Regions from separate parts of the Homo sapiens genome. Here regions 2 and 3 are each linked to region 1. The links are chromatin contacts, found by Hi-C or POLR2A ChIA-PET in ENCODE. All regions are on one chromosome and are shown on one strand. Each heading gives the region's core, a stretch centred on a gene start or an enhancer-like site at or near the end of the contact. The rest is flanking DNA. Distances are from core to core; before and after follow the strand shown.

Region 1 (4,790 bases), core at 1,116-3,615:
AGTTCTGGGATGTTCTGCTTTGAGGGTCTTCACTCAGCCCATGGTCAGCCTACATGGGAGAATCACAGAAGGCCCAGATGCCCTGGAGCTTTGCTCTGTGTGGGTGAACAGGGAATGATCTCCAAGGGAGATAGTGGAAGAATCGGTGTGCAGGGGAGTGAGCATGATACCTGTGTAAAAGGGTAGGGGAGAAGTATATGTATGCTTGTATGCTTCTATATTCACAGCACGGCTCTGGAAAGGTGCATAAGGAATTGATGACATTAGTTGTAGTTGCTTCTGGGGAGCGGAGTTGGGAAAGGAGGAGCTGGAAAATATTTCACTGGGTATCTTTCTGTATCTTTAAATTTTTGAACCCCACGAAAATCTGCCTGTCTCTTCCACCCTCTGGTACTTCAGAACCCTGGAGCTGGATCCTCAGCCTTGCAAAGGAGAAAACAAATGAGGGGGGTTTGTGTGTTTTTAAATTTATTTTATTTTTTACAGACAGCGTCTCACTCTGTTGCTCAGGCTGGAATACAGGGCCGTGATCATAGCTCACTGCAGCCTTCAAACTCCTGGGCCCAAGCAATCCTCCCACCTCAGCCTCCCAAGGAGCTAGGACCACACACATGCGCCACCATGCCTGGCTAGTTTTAAAGTTTTTCATAGAGACAGGGTACCACTATGTTGCTCAGGCTGGTCTTGAACTCCTGGCCTCATGAACTCCTTGAACTCCTGGCGATCTTGCTGCCTTGACCTCCCAAAGTGCTGGGATTATAGGCATGAGCCACTGCGCCCAGCCAAAAGAGAGAACAAATGAGTGGGTTTGTGTAGCTCACCCAGAAATCGCCTGACCTGCTCCAGGTGGGAGGCATGCTGCAGGAAGAATGCCACCAGGACCTGCCCCCCTCACCCTCAGAGGACCCCTAGGCTCTCACCTTGCCTCTCTTCTTCCCTACAAAAAGTCAGGAGACTGGAAGCCCTGCTGTCTCCTCTAGCAGGCTTCTGGGATTCCCTTGGTGTGCCCCCAAATGAGACTGCCTCCAAAATGGGATCCTGATGCCACATCAAAGATGAGTAAGTTCAATCCTCACCCTCACCAAAAGCATATATGTGTGTGTGTGCACACATGTACATACACTCACCATCAACTGCCACCCCAAACCAATTAAATATGATCTGGGGACTAGGCACTTCTGTGGATTATCCCACTCAGTACTAGCCTTGATTAATGCAGATAATGGAGAGCTGACTGGATACAGCTTACAGTATTTAATCTTTCCCGGCATTGTATTTGCAGAAGCCAAAGTAATGAGATGGAAATAGGTTAACCAGCAAGACACCTGTCACCGAAGCTCACAGGCTAGAAAGATCAATACTTAAGGAGAAATATATGTCTTTATGTTTTGCACCAATGCTTCAGTCCAACATTTGGTCCTAGGAGGCTGAGGATAAAGTTTTAATGAATTAATTTTCTAGCTCATTCTGAAAATAAGTTACCCATTTCTTTGAGTTCCTTGTGTACCGAGGCCTGATGAGCCTTCTTGGTCAGTGCATGCACACCTCCACTTTGGAGCGAGGTTGTCATTCCGCACACGTAGAAGCAGAGTCTGTTCTTGACTGGCCCTGGGGAAGCTAACAACTCCCAGGTTCCTGAGAGTTGGAACGTCCTTCTAGTGTCTAACTTCAATCTCTCCTGCTGCAGCAACACTCATTTTCCTTCTCTTGATCTCGCTGAGATCAGCAATTCCAGGCCACCTGATGGGCGCCTCAGAATCCAATGGCTGAGGATTGAGCCCTTCCTGCACCAATCTTGGGCTGGCCTGTTAGCCTCCCTGCGCTTGTGCAGCTGTGTGTGGGGGTTAAGCATCCCTGCCCTGCCTGCCTTAAGGACAGCTTCCATGATCAAAGGTGAAGTTTCCTGAGTGAGGCTCTGTAAACCTGCAGCACCTCACACCTGCCTCGGATTATTTATTTCTCTCTGAACCTAGACCCCAGGCATGGATACCCTTAAATCACAGGCAAATATTAATAAAACCCAGCCTGTGAGGGCTGAGGGACTCTTACAGACAACGCAGTCCACAGCCTCTTTTCGAAAACAAAGAAACTGAGGCCCCAAAGGGAGGTGGCTTACCTCCATCACACAAACAACACCGCTAAATGGTGGCAGCCCTGCCTGAGTTGTCAACTCCTGGATTCCAGGCCTTTGTCGCCCCTCAGGCCACCCCACCAAGCCCTGGCTCCATTTGATCCTTGGCTAACTCTTGTAGGGTGCAGGGATAGTAGCAGTGGTGAGGGGGCAGAGGGATGCCCCCGCCAGGCAAGCCCCTCAGCACACCCTCCGCTCTGCCACCCCAGCCAGGATCACAACTTGAAACAGGACAGAGAAGCCCGCCATCCCCATGGGAGAGGAGCTGGAGTCCAGGCTCCCTGGAGAGGGAGTTAATACTGCAGCACGGCGCACTCTAGCCAAGACGGAGAAGCTGCTGAGTCACAGTCCAGCCGCCTGGCCAGCCCTGAGCTGCCTGCTGGGGCCCCCAGCTGCTCCCAGCCCAGGGGGCTGCCTCTGGCCCCCAGACAGGCTGCCTTCCCACCTCCTTCTCCAGAGACTCAGAATCTTGGGCCTCCAGGGTTCCCCACTCCCCAGCACCCCACAACATCTCCCAAACCCACAGGCAGCTGTCCTGGGGCGGAGGAGAGGGTCTTCCATTGGTTGGGTGTCAAGATGCTTGGGAGCAGGCCGGGAAGGGTGGGCGACCCGGAATGAGTGATTGAGTGGGGACAGATGGAGGCTTGGGGACCAGCGGGCCCTGGGCTGCCTGGTGTAGGATACGGAAAGTGTGTAGGGGGGGTGCACCCGTGGGCCCCAGGAGGTCTGTTGTGCGCATGCTCTGAGTGTGAGGGAGGACGGGTAGGACTGTGGGGGTCTGCCCTGGTCGTGCTCCCAAGAGAGGCACTGCTTTCTGCAGAGTGCGTGGGCAACTGCCAGCTGGGGGAGCGCTCACCAGGGGAAAGGGGAGCTCTCTGTGGCTTAGCAGTGATTAACCCACACAATCAATGGATCCTCCAGCCACAGTGTGAGCAGCTCTGCCTCATGTGAGGCACACAGCACCTTCCAGCACAGTCCCGATATCTTTCATGCCAGATGCACATCTTCAATTTCAGCTACAAACTGTTACAAATTGATGCATTTTCTTTCTGACTAAATGTTACAAGGTTTGAACACACTAGCTCTGCCGATCACCGCCCCTCTAAGGGATGGGTTTAGAGGTTTGGCACGAAAGCAAAAGCCTTTTAATAGGAGTGCGTGAGTGTGGTGGTGTGTGTGTGATGTGAGTGTGCATATGTGGCGTGTGCATGTATGTGGTGGGTAGGGGTATATGTGGTGGTATGTATGTGTAGGATGTGTGTGCTGTATGTGTAGTGTGTGTGATGTGGGCGCTAGGGTGTGGGGGACAGTGGGGTGTGTATATATGGTGTGTGTGTGATGTAGGGGGTGGTGTGGGTTAGGGGTGGAGGCTCTAGTGGGGTGTCAGGGGGTATGTGGGTAGTGGGTAGTGGCATATGTGTGGTGTGTACGTATGTGTGGTATGGGGGTATAGTGAGTTTGTGTGGGATGTGTGTGTAATACGTGTATGTGTTGTGGTCTGTTGTGTGTAGTGAGGTGTGTGTGGTGTATAGTAAGGTGTGTATGGTGTGTGTCTGTGTGGTGTGTAGTAGAGTGTGGATGTGTGTGGTGTGTGTGGTGTTTAGTAGTGTGTGTGGTGTGTGATGTGTGTGGTATCTGTGTGGTGTGTGTGGTGTCATAGAGTGTGTGTATGGCATGTAGCACAGTGTCTGGTGTGTAGTAGTGTGTGTGTGGTGTTTAGTAGTGTGTGTTGCGTGTAGTAGGGTGTGTGTGTGGTATGTAGTAGGGTGTGTGTGGCATGTAGTAGGGTGTGTGGTGTGTGTGTGGTGTGTGGTGTGTGTGTGGTGTGTATGGCATGTAGCATGGTGTGTGTGTGTGGTGTCTGGTCTGTAGTAGGGTGTGTGTGGTGTGTAGTAGGGTGTGTGGTGTGTGTGTGATGTGTGCCTGTGTGGTATGTGGCGTGTAGTAGGGTGTGTGGTGTGTGTCTGTGTGGTGTGTTTGTGTAGTGTGTGTGGTGTCTGTGTGTGGCATGTGTGGTGTGTGTAGTGTGGTGTGTGTCTTTGTGGTGTGGCATGTAGTAGGTTGTGTGTGTGGTGTGTGTGGTGTCTAGTAGGGTGTGTGGTGTGTAGTAGGGTGTGTGTGTGGTTTGTGTGTGGTATGTGTGTGGTGTGTGTGGTATGTGTGTCGTGTGTGTGGCGTGTAATAGGGTGTGTGGTGTGTCTGTGTGGTGTGTGTGTCGTGTGTGTGGCATGTAGTAGGGTGTGTGTGTGATGTTTGTGGTGTGTGCTGTGTCTGTGTGGTGTGTGTGTGGTGTGTGTGGCATGTAGTAGGGTGTGTGTGTGATGTTTGTGGTGTGTGCTGTGTCTGTGTGGTGTGTGTGTGGTGTGTGTGGCATGTAGTAGGGTGTGTGTGTGATGTTTGTGGTGTGTGGTGTGTGTGTGTAGTGTGTGTGGTGTGTAGTAGGGTGTGTGTGTGGCGTGGACTGGGAGTGTAAGGGGAGGGGGTGTTGCCAGTGTGCGGGGAGGGGGAAGGGGGCAGGGGCAGGAGCCCGGGCTGGGTGGCAGGTGCCCCCGTTCAAGCTGCAGGAGAGTAGCTGGAGAGACCGCGGCCTCCTCCCCAGCCCACTTCTTCCCTGCGGCCCGTTGAGGAGACCTAGCGGTGCCCCCTGCTGTCCGTCCAG
Region 2 (4,790 bases), core at 748-3,247, 58 kb before region 1:
TTCTAATAAGGTCCTGTGAATATCAACTAAATACTACTTGGTGTTAGTAAAAAAAAAAAAAAAAAAGAAAAGAAAATCATCATCACTTTACAGTTTATTTCCTTTTTTCTTGTAGAATAGTACCTAACTCCAAGAGTAGACTTAAAAACCTTCCCTTTCAGGTGTTTGCGATACCAGGAAAAACTATTTTTGTAAAGAAAATATTTAGGATGGGCATGGTGGTTCATGCCTGTAATCCCAGCACGTTGGGAGGGTGAGGCAGGATGATCACTTGAGCCCAGGAGTTCCAGACCAGCCTGGGCAATATAGTGAGACCCCCATCTCCACAAAAAATTGAAAAATTAGCTGGGCATGGTGGCTCATGCCTGTAGTCCCAGCTACTAAGTTAGGAGGATTGCTTGAGCCTGGGAGTTCAAGGCTGCAGTGAGGGGTGATCATGCTACTACACTCCAGCCTGGGTAACAGAGCAAGACCCTGTCTCCAAAGGGAATAAAGAGTGCTTGTTCTGTTAATGTTTTGTTAAGCAGAACTTGACTAAAATCAATATACACAGTAGACTGGTTCCAAAAAAAAATTGTCTTTTTCATTGCTCTTTTAAGCAATGAAAATGTCCCATAGTAATGACTGTTTTTCCCCCAGAGATTAACATTATTGAAGTTGGAGCATCATCATTCTCTTTCTGTTCATCACTTTGAAAAAGCAAGAGACCAGTTGGCTGAATGTACTCTGCTCCCTACCCTTCCTTCATTTTCTCTCTCTACCATATAGTGGTGGCTTGGGGCACAGAGCCCTGGGCATTCTCATGTGATGAAATGGTGTGAGTTCTAACGCGAACGCTGATCCTCTTTTTTCCCTCTCCTCTAGCTCTATGAGAGTGCTCTGACTGAAAACCAAAAACTGAAAACAAAACTTCAGGAAGCCCAGCTAGAGCTAGCAGATATAAAGTCCAAGCTTGAGAAGGTGGCCCAGGTAAGACGGAAGAAGAAGAAAAAAGATGAGAACCAAGGGTTGATGTAAGGAAGCAAACTAGACTAGGGATCTAAGGGACAGGAAGTAAGATAGAGTCAAGATCAGGCCTTCTCGGGGCAATGAGATAGAAGCTTCTTAGATTCTAATTTATTTTAGGTTTCAATCAGTGTTTAACTTAAAAAGGAAAACTGATAATTCAGTGAACAATTCCTGATGGTCTGAATGCTAATAATTAATACTATGGCTCATCATCTACTTATTTATTAGTAGAAAAGCATAAACCAGCACTACAAAGCTAGTCCTAGACAGTTCCTCTTGTCCTGTTCATTATGTTTCAGTTCAGTTTATCTACACTTCACCTCTTGGAGAGAGATAAGCAAGACCCTATTAAACCTAGGGCAGAGAGATAACAAATTAAGCCTAGAGAAGTAAGTGGTTTGCTTAGGCCATATAACAAATCAAGGGCAAAGGTGGTGCCACAACATAGGGTTAAGTCCCAAAGCAAAGATTCTGTAGCATATGTTATCTCCCCAAGCCACCACTCTTTTTCAGCCTACAAATAAGGAATATTAGTGGCAGAAAGACTGATAAACTATTTCCTCTCACTGCCAGGTTTGATTTAATTAGATGATGCTTTAGAGGATGCTGGAGGTAATAACCTTGTCACCAGTGAAACAAACTCCGCAGCTGAAAGCTAAAGCAAGCACTGCTTTTGGTTATTGCTGAGTTATCAGGAAACCTATTGAGTTATTTCCCTCCTAGAATGCCTGGGGACTTAGAATTTCGAAAGCTGAACTGAAGTAAAAATGATTCTTTAGCAGGAAGGCTTGAAATGAAAACCAGAGGTGGCTAGTCATTCTGGCAATATGACTGGCTATCCAAAAGCAAAGACTAAAATGCTAGGGTTGTACAGTACCAAATACATGGAGTTTGGAGGGCAGGGGTGTTGATTACCCTCTAAACATCCTATTCTAACCCCTCTGGAATTGCATGAGCAGGAGGGTGCCAACACTTGGAAGACAGCCCCACAGAGCTGCGTAGGACTCCAGCAAGACAGCCAGGACACTCACTTTCTGGAGAAGGGCTTACCCAGGTGTAAAATGTGAACTGCCTGTCAGTTTAGAAGAGCCACCCCCTTTTTCCTGATTATAGTAGCCCAACATGGCTCTACTGGAAATTTCTGAGACTTACTGCAACACAAATAGATAATAACTAGGCTTAAAGTGATTTTGTGGAATAAGAAAAGTAGGTTTCTAAATCTAAAAGAGAAAAATACACACATAGCTATAGCCCTGCCATAAGGCAGCGGGGTGGACTGAATAAATCTCACTCCAACATTATTGAGCCAGGCAAAAAAAAAAAAAAGTCTCATTCACAGTAGACCCTCAAAAGAAATCTGGGGCTAATTTTTATTCTGAATGGCGCCACATATTGGCAGTGGTTTATAAATACAGATCTTATGCTGGTTCTTGTCAGTTATTACTAGGATTGTTTTACAGAAAATTAAAGAGCAGTCATGTGAGGAACCACAGGAAGAGCAGTTTCACCTGCTCCCCACTCTTCTCAGCGGAAGCTTCTGACAGCATATGTCTTGACCTTTAGGGGTTCTCAGCATTTCCACCAGCCCATGCCTTAGAACAGTGAGCAGTCTAACAAGCTGCTGACATTGACTTGCACAGAGGGCACTGAAAATAAAATCAGCCTTTCCAGTTGCTGGGGAAAAGCATTTACTCTCTGGCCCACTGCTTTGCTGGGTGTGTCAAAATATACTTAGTTTTGCCAAATACAAGTTATTGAAATTCATAAGAAATGGTGCTGCTACAAACCAAGTCTCTGCCATTTACCAAAAATGGAGTTGTTTGGCAGGACAGTGGAGGGAGGGCTTCTCAGCCTCACACATTTGTATGGAGACAGTTACCACATGAACATACACAATATTTTTACATAAAAGATCCACCCCAACTCTAAGGGAGTCAACATTAAAAACAGAACAAACAAAAAACTAGTTCTTTGTGTATATAAACCTTGAAAATCATGAAATCATCACAACTTCTACAGCTCCTCAGGCTTAGGAAAGAAAGACTTACGAGGATATTAACAAGCTGTAGGATCTATTTTTGCGTTTTTTTCTCTTCCTTCTGCTTCATAGTAGATGCAGCATAAAGGCAGACAGCCATGCCCTTCCAAACAGAAGGTGAAAGCCCAGGACAGGAGCCAGAATTCTGAGTTTTATTGTTAGTTCTGGCCATTCCTTAATTTTTTTTTTAAAAAAAGAAACTGCTGCAAGAAGACCAGCATAATTTCTATATTTATTTAAATGTTGTCTCTGCATGACACTAAGCAAAATAAAAATAATCACCCAGCAGTTATTAAATGTCTACTGAATGTAAGAAATTCTGCTGAGTTCTATGACCCTAAGGCCAAAAGGGACTTAAGGGTTTTTTATTCCCCTTTTAAGGAAGGGCCATTATCTGAGGTTATTCTGTTTTTTTTGCCGTGAGGCTAAGTCTTTTCAGCCCCTCTGCAAAATTTAAGTCAAAGATGATCTAAAATAAACATTCTAAATCTTTTATTCAAATAAAATTACCTTATCTGGAAGCCCAATATATAAGACAGATGAAAGTGGACTACCTCTGTTCAAAGCAGGGCAGATGCCATGAATGGACTCCTAAGAACCCCTTAAAGCCCACCCACATATGAAAACTGCTGCTCTAAAAGAAAAATGGTATCAATTCCCAAAACAGAAAGAATAGGGGAAAGGGGATTATTTAGACAAGTGCCATTGGCCTTAGACATTCTCGCTCAGGAGTTGCCAGCCTTTTAAAGAAAAGCCTTTTTTTTTTTTTTGTTATTTCCTCTGGGTTGTGATATTACTCATAGAATGAAGAGAGGAGAAGAATGGTGAGATGTAAAATTGTAATTAGCATTGAAGACCTGTGGAGAGAGAGAGAGAGAGAGAGATTGTGTGTTGTAAGTAATTTCTTTGTAATTTCAGGGAATACTACTACTGCCTTCCCCTCCCCAGAGGGAATCCTGCAAACTTCAGAGAGGTGATAATGTTAGGCTTAGAGATCTATCAGAACCTGTTTGCTGGGGATCCCTGCTATAGGGGAAGTCCAAAGTTTTACTGTTTATTTCTAGATGTCTAGTAGTGAAGCTGAACTAGACTGGGCGTTCTACTGGCCCTTAGACAACTTAAATAACAACTGTTTTCCTTCCATTTGCACCAGCAGAAACAAGAAAAGACCTCTGACCGATCATCAGTGCTGGAGATGGAGAAACGGGTATGCGCATGTCTGTTTCCCCCTCCACCCCATTTCATCTCTTCTTTCTGACTCTCTCCCACTTTGTTATTCATGCCAATGGAAAAAGTCCATCTTAAGAAGGAGGGAGTTCTGCCACATTCCATTCCCAGCTTGATGATAAATTCTTTTTGTCTGACTCTAGGCAGTAATTTGATTGCTAGTCCTTTTGATTTCCTCAGATGGTCAGTACTTTCCACATATTTAGTCTTAGGGTGGGAAGGGTCCTTGGAAGGTCATCTCGTACATTGTTCTGACTGTGGGCAGAACTGCATACACACACAACCCATAACATTTTGGTTTACTGTAAATCATTGCATACACACACACACACACACACACACACACATCCAAGGTCTCTTTACCGTTTTCATAACCTTGAACAGAAAGGAAGCTTTCAGTGGGACCCTCTGCCATTTAGGTCTTACGACTTGAAACATGAGCCAACACAGTCTTTCACTTATTTTGACTGAGGGGAGGATTTCTGGTTCAATTGCTGATCTCCTCCCAACTGTACTC
Region 3 (4,790 bases), core at 1,698-4,197, 37 kb before region 1:
ACTGCTGGCCTCTTCAGTGGCCACAATCCTCAGTCCTCACCTGCTGGTTTGGAGACTCATGAGCACCCCAGGCAGCTCAAGCTGAATAAATAGCTGCAGACATGGCCAACAACATGGGGCTCAGGTCTGTCACTTAACTTAGAGTCTTTACATGAAATATCAGAATGGGAAAGAGAATGTTCCTGGTAAAACTCTGTTTTCATTAATTTGTTATTTTTCAAAAACCGAGCCACACCTTTGGAAGTAATGATTTGGCCATTCCAGAGATTCTGGGGCTAAAGTTTGTTTTTCCAGGGCTGCTGATCCTTTTCCAGATAGCTCCAGAGTATGATGACCCCAGCCCCATCCCAATCTCTAGCGAAAGGGTTATGCAAATCTCAGGGTGTTGCCTCTAAAGAATCTAAAGAATAGACATGCTTTGGGCTTACTCAGTGTACCAGATTCTCTAGTGGGCCATTCTCATTTGATGTTCCCTAGAACCTCCCTGTCTTCCAACTGCAGGATGTGTTTACTTCTCTTCTGGGCTTCCCCTGGTTTCTGTCCTAGTTCCCACCCCAAGTTTAAGAAGACTTAGATTCATTTATTGCTATCTGAGGCCACTAGTGAGATTTCAGATCTCTCTTTTGCAACATTTTACCCATTTCCCTTCCCCAAACCATGTGCTTATTAGATGGTTCCACTCAGGAAGCAAGGAAGCTAAAACTCAAGTTAATGGTCTGTGGATCCCACGAAAGTGTGTGTAAACTACTGACTGTTTCTCCACTAGAGGCATTTAATTGAGCCAAAGATGATGGAAGAAGAAACTCTCAAAGCCATGTACTTTGTTAGGTGTCTGGATTTTTGGCCTGTTTGCAGCCTCTCCTAGCCACAGACAGACACTGTCTCCTCTCAGAGAAAGGCCAGTGTTTCGGTCCAGGCCACTGGTGAGTGTCGGCACCCTTGAGGTGGGCATGGAGTGAGCAGAAGAAGCCTGGAGAAGAGAGAACTATTTAAAAGTGTTGCCAGTTATTCAGCTTCCAGGCGGCTTTGCACCTCCAAAGGTGCAAAAAGGAAAAAGAAAGCAGAAAGGATTCAGCATTTAAGCAGAAAGAAAAGGGAAATTCTACTCTACCAGATGAGCCACTGGTTCCACTGGAGCTTATCAGTGAAGTAACACTGCAGGAGCCCTGGTATCCTTCCCTCAGAGATATCATCAGGGGCCCTCAAACCCCATTGTTTATGCCAGCACTGACCGCACTTTAAGCACACACTTACCAATCAGAGGTCGTGTAATTGGCCTAAATCTAGGCCCAGTTATTACTACAAATCTTAGTCACCATACTCTCTCGCCCAGGCTGGAGTGCAGTGGTGTGATCTCAGCTCACTGCAACCTCCACCTCCCAGGCTCAAGGGATCCTCTCACCTCAGCTCCCGAGCAGCTAGGACTGCAGGTGTGCACCACCATGCCCAGCTAATTTTTGAATTTTTTTGTAGAGATGGGGTTTTGCCATGTTGCCCAGGCTGGTCTGAAGCTGCTGGGCTCAAGCAATCCACCTGGCTGGGCCTCCCAAAGCGATAGGATTACAGGCGTAAGGGCCCACGCCCAGCCTACCATACTGATTTTCAAGGCAGGGTCTAACCCTTCATAAGATGTGAGTTCTTCCAACCCAATAAGCAGGCAGCTTTGAGGACAAAAAGGCAACATTAAAAGATAAGACCCTAGAAGTCAGAACATCTGTATTCCAAGGCCACCCCTTCTCCTTTTAGTCATGTGACTTTGGGCAGGTCACCCTCCCTGTCTGTAAAATGAGGTTGGACTGGATAATCTTTATGTGCCCTTTCCTTTTGGCTTAAAATTCTGTGATTTATTCATTCTTAGGAAGATCAGCATATTTATTGGGATTTCTGCTTCAAAAATTCTTTCTAACCTCAAAAATCCAAGTCCAGAATTTTTTGTTTTCTTCTGGATTTAAACTGTTTAATATGAGCACATCAAGGTTGACTTCTCATCCTTTTTGGGAAGTGAATTTAATATTGAGGGTAATTGAATGATGTTGCAATGGCTTTCCCTCCTGCTGGCTTGGTAAGAATATTAAAGCCTGCAGAGGTGGAAATTGGAGCTCATGGAGAAATGGATAGAAAGCAATTTGTTGCAGGCAGCCTTTGGACAAGTTGTTTTAATAGGAAATAGACCTGCTGCTTCATAGGTTTCCTCAACCACCTTTCCTCAGCTTTCTTAAAATGGGATCTACATTGGCTCTTCACACCCAAATAGCAGACTAATCGTTTTTCTGCTTAGCACCGTCTGGTTCATTGTCTTGAACTCTGCCTTACAGCAGCAAGAAAATTTTCCTCGACAAGAACCTCAATCTTTAGTTCCATTGAGCTCCCCCTCTGGATTTTGGACTTACCAGAAGTAGGAGGTTCTGATACCATTCAAGATGGTCTTTCCTTCAAAGCAGGTCTGAAGAGGAGACTACCAAAGCAGTGTTTACAAACCCAGAGTCCACACAACCATATTGCATAGAACAGCACTTGGCTTTCACAAGCCTCCTACAGGACCTGGTGTAATTGGAGTGAAAGGGCAGAGACCCTGGAAGTGGAGGTGGCTGTGTGCTGCGATGGGAAGAAGGCAGAAGGCCCAGGGGCTTTGGACATAGAGCAGGGTGGAAGCTGCAAGTACTGGGAAGGAAGAGAGTTTCACAGAAACAAAGCTTTGTCACACAGAAATGAGTTCTGTCTCACTGGTGACTTCATCCCTCAGGCTCCAGCTGAGCAGAGATTTTAATCAGCTTCCTTAATGGGTATTGACACTGCTCAGGAAGCAGTAGACCCTGTCAGGGACAGCTATTGATCTTTTGTGTTCTGATTAGATTGGAAAATAGATCAACTTCATTGTAGTCCAGGAACTGTTGGTCACAGCTACTAGGAATGAGGTGATTTCTGAGGGCTGAGAAAAAACACAGAATCTTGGCCAGCAGCCAGCAGCTGCATGGTGAAAGATGCATTCACTTCTCCTTTGAGAGTTGGGGTTGAGGGCAAACATAGAACCCAGGTTTGGCTTACAACCCAGTGTCCCGGAAGCCCTCCTTCGGGAGAACTGTAAGTAAGAGGTGGGTGTGTCTAAAGACAATACCATTAATGAATGTTCTGGCCTTACCTAAAAAGGTTTAGCAATTTGGGGATAACTCTTGGATCTAGCTTATGTGCGTTCACATGCACATTTGCTAGCCCAGAGCTTTTAAAATGAGGTCTGGCATATACTTGATTACAAATGAAAACTCAGAAACCAATTTTATTTATTAAATCATATCTTTTGTTTTTCCCCCTCCCTTCTAATCCCCCAAAGGACCTATTTGAGCTGTTCCCCAATTCATCTGCTTATTTTGGACCATGAATCTGCCAGAGTGATATTTTCTGTTATTTCTCCTCCAAATTTTTCCCTGATGTTTCCAATAAAGATTTACTTGGGTGGCCCCTTAAGGTGACATCAGGATGCTCTTATGTCCTTCCAGAATAAGCATACACTTCACTCCTCTCCCTTTCATCTCCCTCTGCATTCTTAATTCCTTGCTTTTCTCACTTGGAGCCGAGGGTGCTTTAGAGAGGTGGTTTTCCATGAATCAGCCAAGATTCCTGTAGAAGTTGGGTATACCAACCACCACCACCACCGCCCCCTATTCCAGTTTCAAAGCTCCTCGGCTATGCTAATGTCCCCTCAGAGATGAGGTTTGACTTTTAGGCCCGTATGACTCCTCCATAGCCTGGCCAAGGAGACCATGAGTAGCCATGTCTGGTTTACTCTTTATCCTGAGACTGTTTATAGCTTAAAACAGAAGTGTGTCTTCCCAGCACAAACCTAATCAATCAGTGTATCAGTGCATCTGGTGGCAACAGCTCAGCCCATTCAAAGAGCAAGGATTCAGGAAAGGCACACTGATGGTGGGGAGCCTCTTAAGAGCCTCTAATGTTCTCCCAAAACCAGAGTTGAGAGTCGGAGTGCCAGTCGTCGGGGCCCACTATTCCTGAATAAGGGACATGCAAGGGCCAGAAGTAGCTTGACTCTCGCCTAAATATCTGTGCCTTTGCCTGTCCTTTCTCCCACTCTACTGAAACCCGGAACAGATTCCCGCTTGCCTTCTGATGAAGAGAGGTTAGGTAAAGAGAGTTTGGAGGAAAAAAGACACCAGGAGGCAGGCTGCGGGGTAGGAGAGGGTTCTGAGAGGAGGCAGCAATCCAGAATACCTCCTTTTCTAGCCAGCATCCCTTGAACTTTTGAAAGGTTGTGCCTACCACTGGCTGGCACACCAGGGCAATGATTTCCCTGCAGAAGGAAGGAAAGAATGTTTCACCCTTGCATCCTTCTTGGAGAAGCTACAGCCTGTGCTCAGTTGAGTGGTTCACACTCAGACTTTGGCTTTATGGTTTTCCTTCCTCCTTGTCTTTGCCCTGACCTTGATCAACAGGGGTGAAAAGAACCACCCTGAGGTTTCCATGCCTCTCCCATTTTAGTGGTAGCATTTTGTGTCTTTACTCCACCCTTCACCCTAGTTCCACCAAGGTTCACACACCAGATGTAACTGTTTTTCAGCTGAGTTGTATGGATTAACTTCAGTCCACTGTAAATACACCTGGGATGGGGTGGGGTTGGGGTTGTTTAGGGAGAAGCAGCCAGACTTGCTTTGTGAACTGAATGTATTTTTATGCAATTTTGAGTGGCCTTTCAACCCTAAGATGAATGGTTTTGTTTTACTGGTTGTTGTTATATAGTTTTGAGTATTCTGTGTTTGAAAGTTTGGGAATAATAATAT

The links. A loop is a pair of places that touch in the nucleus more often than their neighbours do. ChIA-PET counts read pairs that join two places held with the same protein, here RNA polymerase II (POLR2A). Pooled maps may share reads with other maps.
Region 2: a loop to region 1 is called in a map of B cell, with 4 times the contacts of the local background. The contact joins two enhancer-like sites. A Hi-C loop is called at or near these places in 7 of 168 maps with a recorded cell type or tissue (B cell, aorta, cardiac septum and 3 more), 25 of 37 single-sample maps with no recorded cell type and 11 of 50 pooled maps. POLR2A ChIA-PET finds 5 or more read pairs at or near these places in 3 of 52 experiments (A673, activated T-cell and activated naive CD8-positive, alpha-beta T cell).
Region 3: a map of heart right ventricle shows a loop between it and region 1 (2.2-fold over the local background). The contact joins two enhancer-like sites. A Hi-C loop is called at or near these places in 9 of 168 maps with a recorded cell type or tissue (aorta, cardiac septum, endothelial cell of umbilical vein and 5 more), 15 of 37 single-sample maps with no recorded cell type and 11 of 50 pooled maps. POLR2A ChIA-PET finds 5 or more read pairs at or near these places in 4 of 52 experiments (A549, A673, activated T-cell and 1 more).

What each region holds. Positions count from the first base shown.
Region 1 is chr1:202,620,831-202,625,620 of GRCh38, forward strand. All of the region lies in intron 1 of SYT2 (synaptotagmin 2), which reads right to left. Among named protein-coding and RNA genes, the nearest start is that of SYT2, 87 kb to the right of the region's middle. RefSeq lists an enhancer at 1,884-2,508 and a silencer at 4,619-4,698. Within about 2 kb of position 2,366, at least 6 of the 41 ENCODE cell types and tissues checked have a DNase peak (open chromatin) inside an H3K27ac peak, as active enhancers do.
Region 2 is chr1:202,563,579-202,568,368 of GRCh38, forward strand. PPP1R12B (protein phosphatase 1 regulatory subunit 12B) reads left to right here. Exons shown (of 24, transcript NM_002481.4): 21 at 865-969; 22 at 4,200-4,253. Among named protein-coding and RNA genes, the nearest start is that of SYT2, 140 kb to the right of the region's middle. RefSeq lists an enhancer at 4,094-4,766. Within about 2 kb of position 1,998, at least 3 of the 41 ENCODE cell types and tissues checked have a DNase peak (open chromatin) inside an H3K27ac peak, as active enhancers do.
Region 3 is chr1:202,583,709-202,588,498 of GRCh38, forward strand. PPP1R12B (protein phosphatase 1 regulatory subunit 12B) reads left to right here. Exons shown (of 24, transcript NM_002481.4): 24 at 1-4,790. Among named protein-coding and RNA genes, the nearest start is that of SYT2, 120 kb to the right of the region's middle. Within about 2 kb of position 2,948, at least 16 of the 41 ENCODE cell types and tissues checked have a DNase peak (open chromatin) inside an H3K27ac peak, as active enhancers do.